Linked DNA regions of Homo sapiens: region 2 is linked to region 1. Evidence: chromatin contacts called from ENCODE Hi-C or POLR2A ChIA-PET data. All regions are on one chromosome and are shown on one strand. Each heading gives the region's core, a stretch centred on a gene start or an enhancer-like site at or near the end of the contact. The rest is flanking DNA. Distances are from core to core; before and after follow the strand shown. Region 1 holds the start of HMGN2 (high mobility group nucleosomal binding domain 2). Region 2 holds the start of MED18 (mediator complex subunit 18).

What was found. Hi-C counts contacts between places; a loop is a spot of excess contacts on that map. ChIA-PET counts read pairs that join two places held with the same protein, here RNA polymerase II (POLR2A). Pooled maps may share reads with other maps.
Region 2: a loop to region 1 is called in a pooled map, with 7 times the contacts of the local background. The contact joins the promoter of MED18 here to the promoter of HMGN2 in region 1. A Hi-C loop is called at or near these places in 5 of 50 pooled maps. POLR2A ChIA-PET finds 5 or more read pairs at or near these places in 2 of 52 experiments (B cell and GM10248).

What each region holds. Positions count from the first base shown.
Region 1 is chr1:26,468,972-26,474,482 of GRCh38, forward strand. HMGN2 (high mobility group nucleosomal binding domain 2) reads left to right here and starts at 3,469. Exons shown (of 6, transcript NM_005517.4): 1 at 3,469-3,656; 2 at 4,512-4,556; 3 at 4,732-4,761; 4 at 5,114-5,164. The coding sequence starts at 3,642. It overlaps DHDDS (dehydrodolichyl diphosphate synthase subunit), which reads left to right. Exons shown (of 9, transcript NM_205861.3): 9 at 1-2,335. The coding sequence ends at 160. RefSeq lists enhancers at 2,076-2,784, 2,785-3,494 and silencers at 2,864-3,279, 3,164-3,433, 3,694-3,983, 4,024-4,193.
Region 2 is chr1:28,326,016-28,331,526 of GRCh38, forward strand. It overlaps MED18 (mediator complex subunit 18), which reads left to right and starts at 3,025. Exons shown (of 3, transcript NM_017638.3): 1 at 3,025-3,165; 2 at 4,582-4,720. The coding sequence starts at 4,648. RefSeq lists enhancers at 3,059-3,566, 3,567-4,074.

The DNA.
Region 1 (5,511 bases), core at 2,219-4,718:
GCTGCGAGAGGGGCTCCAAGCCAGTGGGGACGCCCAGCTCCGAAGGACACGCTTGCACAAACTCTCGGCCAGACGGGAAGAGCGAGTCCAAGGCTTCCTGCAGGCCTTGGAACTCAAGCGAGCTGACTGGCTGGCCCGTCTGGGCACTGCATCAGCCTGAATGAGGCTGGCCACCTGCCACTTTGCCCTGCCCTCTGCCTCCAGGGCTCCACTCCCCTTCCTTTTCTTGGTGAAAGGCACCTCCTTTCCTGATAATGAATGGTGTTCCCTTTGCTTGGCTGGGGAGCCCCCCAGGCCAGGTTTGCTGGCCATAGATACCTTTGGGCTGCCTGGGACAGGCTCCTGAGGAGGATTGAGGGTGAAAGTCTCCCACGAGTACACTAAACCTAGGTCTGGTCACCAATAGGGTTTGGAGAGCAAAGGGCCACAACTCATCAGCTGCCTGTCTCTTAGATGCACTTTCTTTTTCCACCAGCACATCCTTCAACACACAGAATTTCAGGGAAGAGTTCTCCCCAAAACCCTAGCTCTTTACCCTTCCATTTTAGCCTTCCACCCAGCTTCCACAAAAGATTTGGCTCTACCTTGGATCTGCTAGTAAATAACTAATAGGCAGGCAGTTATTTGGGTAAGGAAAAAAGGGGTGGGAGAGACAGAAAATTTGCCCATCTGCTGCTCCTCCCCCTTGGCTCTCCACCTGGGATTTGCTATTGAATCTCTACCCTCTCCCACCACACAGTACTGATTGCTCACTGAAAGACTCAGCACCCCCAATGGTGCGCGGAAGCCAGGCGGGCGATTACAATCCAATTACCTATTGTCGACTCAGCCCACACAAGCTTTTCTCCTCCTCTTGCAGGGCATGGGGCCAGGCTCCACTCCCAAATGAGACTGGCCCCCTCCATGGTTCAGGGTAACAGAAGGGCCTGTAGGCCCTGGTGAACTGAATCCAGCACAGGCCTCCCCTGTAACACAACAGGACTGAGCAGAACCAAACACTTCTTCCAACTGACTCTGCTCCCTGCCCTCACCATCTCAAACTCTGATTCCCACTCCACTCTTCGAGGTTTCTCTCAGCTTTTTGACCTGGCTCCCTAAGTAGGCCCTAGATGATTTATTCTTGGCATGGCAAAGCTTGTTCTAGGTCCTCTGCTTGTGAGGGTCAAAGCTGTGTCCTTTCCCTTACCTCCCTCTGCCAGGACTTGCTGCAGAGCTGCTGAGAGGATTAGTGCCTTTGAAGAGCTGTCTGCCTGAGCAACTCTATTTCAGGTGCCCCACACCGGCAAGTACCAGCCAGCAACACCAACCAAATGCTACTCTCTTTAAAGTCCATTTTCCTTCTTCTTTTTTTTTTTTTTTTTGGAGACAGCATCTCACCCTGTCCTGGCTGGTCTCGAACTCCTGACCTCAGGTGATCCGCCGGCCTCACCCTCCCAAAGTGCTGGGATTACAGGCATGAGCCACCATGCCAGACTTCCCATTTTACTTTCTGCAAGCTGTTTCCCTAGCAGCTCCCTCTAGGGGAGAGGTGAAATCTTGCAAGTTGTAGCAAGAGCACACAGGAAACCCCTAACTTTCCTATACCCCACCCGCCTCTTCCCCTTTCTGTCCCGGGATACCTGGCGGCAAGAGACTTCTTGGCTATTGTCCATGCTCCCAGAATCAAGCATAAATGCCAGACACGGCGATTGAGAAGCCAATCAGTGAACCCTTTGGCAAAGCCCCCATCCACACCTGGCACTCCCCTCTACCAATCCCTGGCACAGGGTTCCTGGAGAGCAGGTGCTGTACATTTTACAGCTTTACAATGGGGCTGTTGACAGCCATAATTAGGGAGGCATGAATTATGCGGCTATAATGCAGAGCCCTACAATTAAGGCGGGAATGAGGGGCTGGAGGCAGCAAACGGAATCTGCCCTATGAGCGTGGCTGTTGAGTCCTGTCTCCTGGGTCTGACTTTCCGTAATATGATTGGGGTACAGTAGAGGTGATTAATGGGGCTGGCATCTCTCTTTGGCCTGAGGTTCTGTATTCTGGGAAAGGTACACAGGGTGGAGTAGGGAGAAGCTGCCCCAGGAGGCGATGTAGTGGTGGAAAGAAGAGGCAGAGAGGTCGTCGTCGTCGCCCAGCAGCAAGGGCTGCAAAATAGTAGAACTCGTGGTTGCTTTGGACAGGTGTGATTTGTGCAAGCCAGGTTCAACCCTTGCCTCAAGAAATCAGATGGGACCAATTTAGTGTCCTTCCACCTGTGAGCCAAGCCCCCATTTGAGGACATCTATCGTATTCTTGTGTGCTGGGTCTCAAATAGAATTTTTAAAGATTCTTAGATGTAAAACTTGTTTGCTAACTGCAACGGAAGAACACCTTCTTTTGCTGCTGCAATTGCCTACCCTCCCTCAGGTGCACTTGGCTAGCTCCAAGACCCTGGCTTTGGACTAGGGGGCACCGGAAGAGCCCTTTTGCCATCACACCACCTGTTCCTCTACTTGTTTCCTAATCCCCGGGCGCTTTCCTCCACCCTCCTTTCCTCGCGCAAGTGAAAGGCAGCCAGCTTGACAGTGTGGAAGGAGGGATTTCGCCAGCTGCGGCTGCAGTGCCCAGGCTTGGTGGCCGCGTCGGGTTGGGCAGCTGGGCAAAATGTCTCCGAGAGGGGTAGAGTGTAGGGGGAAGTGAGTGCTGGTAGACCTCGACGGCCGCTCTCCACCATACTGTGGCGGGGTCTGGAGGTTTGGGAATACAGGGACCTTAAGGGAGCCACCCGAGAGGAGTTGGGGGTGGGGGCTTCGATAGCATTTGGGGAGGCGGCTGCGCAACGGGTGCTGAAAGGACAGCTCCTACCTGACCCACGGCACCCAAAAGGCACCTCTGCATGGAAAGTCTCCCCCTGAAACCCCTAGCCCACCTCGAGTGGGACCGTCTTTCAGGTGAGGTGCACGAAAGGCTTCTCCGAAGTGGCAGCTCGGAAGGATGCACGTCCGGCTGCGCCAAGCTGGTTTCCCCGCCTTTTTCCCACTTTGGCGTCAGCCTGGGCTCTGGGAACTGCAGCCTGTGCCTCCAGCCGCGCGCTTCCTCCTGCTTCCAGAGGAGCAGGGCAGTGCAGCCAGGCCTCGCAAACCCCTCTTCTGGGGCCCCCAGCGGGAGCAGGAAGGAAAGCCGCTGAGATGCGCCGTGAGTGTCGCACGGCTTGGAGAAGTGGGTTGCTGGGTTGCATAAGGTGGAAGGAACTTGCTAGTTTGCAAAAGACAGCTCTTGGCGGGAGCCGGAACCCGGAGCCCGCCGACTCGCGCACCCCTCCTCATTTACTGCCTTCGACGCGCGCCACCCCGACTGCGCCCCCACCCCCTCGGCGCGCCGCCGTCTCCGCGCACTACCCCCCCCACACACCCCCCTCCTCACTCCCTCCAGAGGAGGTGAGTTTAAACCCCGCCCACGTGACCCCAGCTGGGCCAATGAACGGCGGCGGGAGGTGAAATCCGGTTCTAACCGGTCCGGGGCTCCCAGCGCTATAAAAACTTTATAAACCCCCCGGAGCCCGAGCAGTGTGAAGAAGAGGCGAGAACGACCCCCGGACCGACCAAAGCCCGCGCGCCGCTGCATCCCGCGTCCAGCACCTACGTCCCGCTGCCGTCGCCGCCGCCACCATGCCCAAGAGAAAGGTACGTGGCGCGAGGGCCCCAGGCGCCGGGCCACCACTGCCGCCACCGCCGCCGCCGCCTCCCTGGTGCAGGGAGCGAGAATCGGCGCCGAGCAGGAGCCAGCGCAGCCTCCCCGCGCGGGGGCTGGAGACGGTGTCGGGCAGCTCGGGGCTAACCCTGAGCGGCTCGGCTGCCCGCGGGCGCCAGAGGCCATATTGGAGGAGCGGCGGCCGCGGCGGGAGGAGCCATGTTGGCGGCTGTTTATCCCGCTCTCCTCGGGCTCGCCGCCCCCGCCCCGTGCCCCCTCCCCCATCGCGAGGGCCCCTTCCCTCCCCTCCCTGCGGGCGGGCAATTCAAACCCGAAAGGGCGGGAAGGCGGCGCTCGGGGTTGGCGGGCGGGGGAAAGCGCTGCCGCCAAAAAACCGCCGCCGTGAGGGGCGGGGCTTGTGCGGTATGGCCCCGCCCCCTCGCCCACGTTCCCCGCGCACGAGACGCGCGCTGTCGCCGCCCACGAGTTCCCCGGGCTGCGCGCGCCTCCCTCTCCCGCCCTCGACGGCTGCCATAGCAACGGCGCTGGGCTCCGCCTCCGGAGGGGGTTTGTTTGCGCCATCTGCAGCTGTTGCTCCTGCCTGTCGCGGTGGTGCGGGCTCCGCTGCCCTCCCCGGCTGCGCTCCGGTCCAGCCCTCGCTTCTCGGGGTCGGCGAGCCGGAGCTCCTGCGCGCGCTTCGTTCTTATACGAACGTCGGGCTCACTCATTTATGTCCTAGAAAAGTTGTGTGGACGACTGCTTTAATTTTCATTTTTAGCACTCTAAAGTTTGGGAAGTAATTAAGAACCACCTCAAAATCTGCAGTTTTTTGTTCTTGTTTCTTATAGGCTGAAGGGGATGCTAAGGGAGATAAAGCAAAGGTGAAGGACGAAGTAAGTCATTCTCTCTTCAAGGGTCAAAGCCTTGGACTAGCAGAGGCCACTGGACTCGGTGATTAACCGTAACCTGTGTCCTGAATTTACACTCCTATAATCTAGAGCAAATTGATACCAAACTTTCAAAGCGACTTACCTGTCCTATTTCTAACTTTCTCGTTGTCTTTAATAGCCACAGAGAAGATCCGCGAGGTTGTCTGCTGTAAGTGTATGCTTTTGAATTTTCGTGCTTGTCCCTGAAACTAAAAAACATCAAAAAACAATTCCCTTTGCTTCCATGAATTATGGTTAGTGCCTGGTTTTGAATCATTGCCTCTACTTGGGACTCTTGCCCCTTTGGGTTTTGCTGGTTCTGAAATTCTGATGCCTGTAGCCAAAGTGGGACATTTGAGTGGGCTTCTGGAAATCCAACATTCTAGAAGAAAGCCAACCACAAAAACTTTTGAGGAGGAGGAGAAACTTCTCTACCCTTGGTACTTTTGGTTGGTTGTGGGTGGTTTTCTTCAGTCCATTGTACTGATGTTCACTTTTTCCTCTCTTCCTGCCAAAAAAAGAAACCTGCTCCTCCAAAGCCAGAGCCCAAGCCTAAAAAGGCCCCTGCAAAGGTAAGTGCTAACATTGGAACTGATCATTTTCACAGAATGAGGACTGTCCTTAGTGCCTTAACTTAATTAGCATAATGGTGCCTCCATTAATGGAGGTTATAAACTGTGTGGATAGCTTACCTCGTCCGTGTCATTCATAACGTTGGTTTCCTGATCAAGAATTCTGTTGTTAGTTTATAGGAAAATCTGCATTTAAATATTAAATACCCCAGGGTTTAAACTAATTTATTCTTCTGTTACTTAGGAAATTCTAAGTACTAAAGATTATAGCAAATTACAGATAATTTAGCCTAGTTTTGATCAGTTGTTCTTGTCAAATGGGTGAGGGTTTGTGTTTTATCTTGAGT
Region 2 (5,511 bases), core at 1,775-4,274, 1.9 Mb after region 1:
GCCTGGGCAACAGAGCAAGACTCTGCCTCAAAAAAAAAAAAAAAAAAAGGCCGGGCGCGGTGGCTCATGCCTGTAATCCCAGCACTTTCGGAGGCCGAGGCGGGTGGATCACGAGGTCAGGAGATCGAGACCATCCTGGCTAACACGGTGAAACCCCATCTCTACTTAAAATACAAAAAATTAGCTGGGCGTAGTGGCAGGCGCCTGTAGTCCCAGCTACTCAGGAGGCTAAGGCAGGAGAATGGCGTGAACCCGGAAAGTGGAGTGAGCCGAGATTGCGCCACTGCACTCTAGCCCGGGCGACACAGCGAGACTCCATCTCAAAAAAAAAAAAAAAAAAAGCTAATAACTACTGCTTATTAAATGCCTACACGCCAGGCATGATGGCTCATGCCTGTAATCCCAGCACTTTACGAGGTCAAGATGGGAGGATGGCTTGAGGCCAGGAGTTTGAGACCAGCCTGGGTCTCACATAGTGAGACTCCGTCTCTAAAAAAATTAATAAAATTAAATAAAAATAAAAGAAAATAAAAATATTAAGTGCTTACAATAAGCCAAGCACTATGTTAAATGCTTTATAACCATCTCATTTGATTTTGGCAAACTCCTTTGAAAGTACTATTATTATCTCTATTTTACAAAAAAAGGAAGCTGAGGCTCAGGGAGGGGAAGTGAATGCCCATGGTTGCACAGCTGGGTAGTGGCAAAGTACAGGGGTGGGCCCCATCCTAAGCTCTAGGCATCATATCCTTATCAGAGAAACCCATCCCTGTAATCTCCAGGCCTCCTTCAGGTATTATCATATTGTTTACCCATTTTCTGTCTATCTCCCCTACCTTTTTAAAAAAATTTACCCTTCTTTAAAATACCAGCTAAAATCTGGGTAAACCCTATGGTGCCTCAAATGACCTGTAATTCACTGGACTTTCTATGCTGCAATTAGTGTCTGTATAGGAAAAGAGAGGCCAAAGAAGTTCACAGCCTCCTCTAATCATTACAGCACTTGAGAGCTGGTCACTCTGCCCAATCTTGTGAATCACCAGGTTGATCAGGAGGCACATCCTAAACCCTAGGGCATACGCAATCCTTGTCAATCTTCTTTTCCTACTTAGTACACTCTTTCACGATGATCTCATTCAATGTCATGGCTTTTAGCTACCATCTATGAGGCTATGGTTTTGAAATCTCTATCTGTAGCCCATTTCTCTCCCCTGAACTTTGCCATTTGGGTGTCCCACAGACACCTGATGCTCAGTGGGTCTACATATGAACTCATCTTTCCTGTCTCACCCACACTGCTCTGTGTTTCCTAGCTTAGAGAAAAAAAGTGCTACGATAGCCACCCAAGACATCTGTGACTCCTTCATCTCTGTCTTTACCTCTGGTTAGTCATTAAAGAATTATTTTCCATATATATATAGAGGACAGAGTCTTGCTCTGTAGCCCAGGCTGGAGAGCAGTGGTGCAATTTCAGCTCACTACAACCTCTGCCTCCTGGGTTCAAGCAATTTTGGTCTCTTGACCACCTGAGCCACCTGAGTAGCTGGGACTACAGGCGTGTGCCACCACACCCGGCTAATTTCCTCTTTTTACTTTTTTTTTTGAGCCGGAGTCTTGCTCTGTCGCCCAGGCTAAAGTGCAGTGGTGCGATCTCGGCTCACTGCCAGCTCTGTCTCCCAGGTTCACACCATTCTCCTGACTCAGCCTCCCAAGTAGCTGGGACTACAGGCGCCCGCCACTACGCCCAGCTAATTTTCTGTATTTTTAGTAGAGACAGGGTTTCACCGTTAGCCAGGATGGTCTCGATCTCCTGACCTCGTGATCCACCCCCCTCGGCCTCCCAAAGTGCTGGGATTACAGGCGTGAGCCACCGCGCCTGTCCTCTTTTTACATTTTTAAAATCTTTTTCTGACATTTGTTTCTCAGCTGGAGTTGTACCAAAGCGCCTAACTGGTCGTTTTTCTTTAATTTTTTTCCAGACAGGATCTCCCTCTGTTGCACAGGCTGGAGTGCAGTGGCGCTATCTCAGCTCACTGCAACCTCTGCCTCCTGGACTCAAGCAATCCTCCCACCTCAGCCTCCCAAGTAGCTGGGACTGCAGGTGCGAGCCACTACGTTCAGCTAATTTTTTGTATTTTTTGTAGACACAGGGTTTCACCATGTTGTTCAGGCTGGTCTTGAATTCCTGAACTCAAGCCATCTGCCCGCCTTGGCCTCCCAAAGTGCTGGGATTACAGGCCTGAGCCACCGTGTCCGGCCTGGTCTTTTTTCTCTAGGCTCTCTCCTTTCCCAAACTTTTCTCCATGTTGTAGCCAGGGTTCTTTTAAAGCTCACATGTATTCTTTGGTATGGCACTGCAGAGTACTCCTGGATCTGGACCTACTCCTTTTCCAGACTCTTTTTTTTTTTTGAGACAGAGTCTCTCTCTGTAGCCCAGGCTACAATGCAGTGGCGCGATCTCGGTTCGCTGCAACTTCCGCCTCCCGCGTTCAAGCGATTCTCCCACCTCAGCCTCCCTAGTAGCTGGGATTACAGGCGCGCGTCACCATGCCCGGCTAATTTTTGTATTTTTAATGGAGACGGAGTTTTACCATCTTGGCCAGGCTGGTCTCGAACTCCTGACCTCAAGTGATCCGCCTGCCTCGGCCTCCCAAAGTGCTGGGGTTACAGGCGTGAGCCACCGCGCCCAACCCCTCAGTTCTTTTTTCTTTTGAAACCCACTATAATCTCTGTAAGTCCTATCAGTTCCAAGAGACTTTCTACACAAATACATCTCCAGGTTGTCAAACCTAAAAAGATTTTCCTAGAGCATGGCCTATGACGTCAAGGATCCAGGTAGCGCCCGGAGGAAAGCGCCAAAGGAGGCCGCCATCTTTCATACAGCAGCCCGGAATTTTGCGCATGCGCCTCTGATTGTCTGTCCGCAATGAAGCTCTTCGGCCTTCTCGGCACCCATACGTTTGGGAACGGCAGTTTCGAGGTTTGTGAGACGTCGGCTTCCGACCGGAAGTGAGAAGAGGAGGAAGTTGGCTGGTTGCACCGATCTGGGGGCTTCCCGGGCTCGGGTAACCGGAGTGCTGGTATCTAATCGTCGCTCAAAAGCTCCTAGGTGCGCGGGTGGATATAATTCCCGGCTTCTCGAGAAGACACTACAGCCTCAAGGAGGTGTGCTTCTAGTGTTTAATTGGATACGTGTTATGGATGCCGGCTTAGAAGGACCTATATACCATCATCTTAAAATAACTTCCCCTTGGCTCTCTCTCTCTTTTTTTTTTTTTTTTTTTTTTTGAGACGGAGTTTCGCTCTTGTTGCCCAGGCTGGAGTGCAATGGCGCGATCTCGGCTCACCGCAACCTCGCCTTCCGGGTTCAAGCGATTCTCCTGCCTCAGCCTCCTGAGGAGCTGGGATTACAGGCGCTCGCCACCAGGCCTGGCTAATTTTTTGTATTTTTAGTAGAGTCGGGGTTTCTTCATGTTGGTCAGGCTGGTCTCGAACTCCCAACCTCCAGTTGATCCGCCGGCCTCGGCCTCCCAAAGTACTGAGATTACAGGCGTGAGCCACCGCGCCCGGCCTTGGCTCTCTTTAAAAGGCATTTTTAGGCTAGCCGCAGTGTGGTCTCCCGCCTGTAGTAGTCCCAGCTACTCGGCTTGAGCCCAGGAGTTCGAGGTTATAGTGAGCTAGGAACTCCCCACTGCACTGCAGCCTGGGCTACAGAGCGAGATCCTGTCACCAAAAAAGAAAAGCGTACGGGGGAAGGCATTTTCAGAGAGATAGAACGCCTAGATGTTAGTTTGGTCCAAACTCTGCTACCAACTTGCTGTGTGTATCCTTCTGTCCCTCTCCAAGTCTCAATATCCTCATCTATAAAACGAAGGTCCCTTAAGTCACTTTTTCAGTTCTTCTGAATTTTGTTGCCTCTTTATTATCTCGTTTGAGCCACATAGCCTTGGGAGTTAAAAATCACTGGCCTTTGGCCGGGCACGGTGGCTCACACCTGTAATGCCAGCACTTTGGGAGGCCGGATCACCTGAGTATCACCTGAGGCCAGGAGTTCGAGGCCAACCTGGCCAACATGACGAAACCCCGTCTCTACTAAAAATACAAAAAAAATTAGCTGGGCTTGGTTGCGGGCGCCTGTAATCCCAGCTACTCGGGAGGCTGAGACAGGAGAATCGCTTGAACCTGGGAGGCAGAGGCTGCAGTGAACAGAGATTGCGCCATTGCACTCCAGCCTGGGCGACAAGAGTGAAACTCCGTCTCAAAAAAAAAAAAAAAAAAAAATCACTGGCCTCATTTTATAAGGAAGACATTGAGTCCCAGGGTGAGGGGTTATAGATAGGACTTTCTCAAGATTGCACAGGTAATGTGGAGGTTTCAGAACTTGAGACTAGAAGGTAATGCTGTAACTCCATGACCAGATCTCCTTTCTATATTTCTGTGTCATCAGTTCCTGGAACTGGCCATATAAGGAAATACTCAAACGTTTTTGAATGAATGAATCTTTGATTTGAAGGCCAGTGCCACAACAGATCTGGTCTCTCTCCACCACTTTGATGTATAAACAAGTGAACTCTTTTCCAGGTATATCCCGTGCCTTACCTGACTGGGGGCTCTGAGTCCAGTTGTGTTGTCTTCAACTTAGACACCATGGAGGCACCTCCAGTCACCATGATGCCTGTCACTGGGGGCACCATTAACATGATGGAGTACCTGTTGCAGGGTAAGTGAACTAGGGAACTTGGATTACCTGTTTTCCTCTTCTCTGTTCAGCTTCCCTTAAGATGAGAGACTTAACACAAAAGCAGCCTGCACAGTTTCTGGCACCCAGCTATGTTTTTAACTGTTACTTTAAATTATAGTTTTATATGCACTAAACATACTAAATTTGCCATCTTGGCTGGGCATGGTGGCTCACGCGTATAATCCCAGCACTTTGGGAGGCCGAGGTGGGCGGATCACGAGGTCAGGAGATGGAGACCATCCTGGCTAACACAGTGAAACCCTGTCTCTACTAAAAATACAAAAGAAATTAGCCCGGCGTGGTGGCGGGCACCTGTAGTCCCAGCTACTCAGGAGGCTGAGGCAGGAGAATGGTGTGAACCTGGGAGGCAGAGGTTGCAGTGAGCCGAGATCGCGCCACTGCACTCCAGCCTGGGCGACAGAGTGAGACTCTGTCTCAAAAAAAAAAAAAAATTGCCATCTTAACATATTTAAGTGTACAGTTCTGTATTGTTAAGTATATTAACATTGTTAAACAACAGATCTTTAGAACTTTGGTTTATTGTGAGTAGCTTGAAAAAATACTTAGTACAACTTTTTATTTCTTTGAGACAGAGTCTCAATCTGTCACCCAGGCTGGAACGCAGTGGCACAATAACAGCTCACTGCAACCTCTATCTACTTCCCGGGTTCGAGGGATTCTTGTGTCTCAGCCCCCCTAAATAGCTGGGATTGCAGGCGTGCATCACCACGCCCAGCTAATTTTTGTATTTTTAGTAGAGAGTTGTGGTT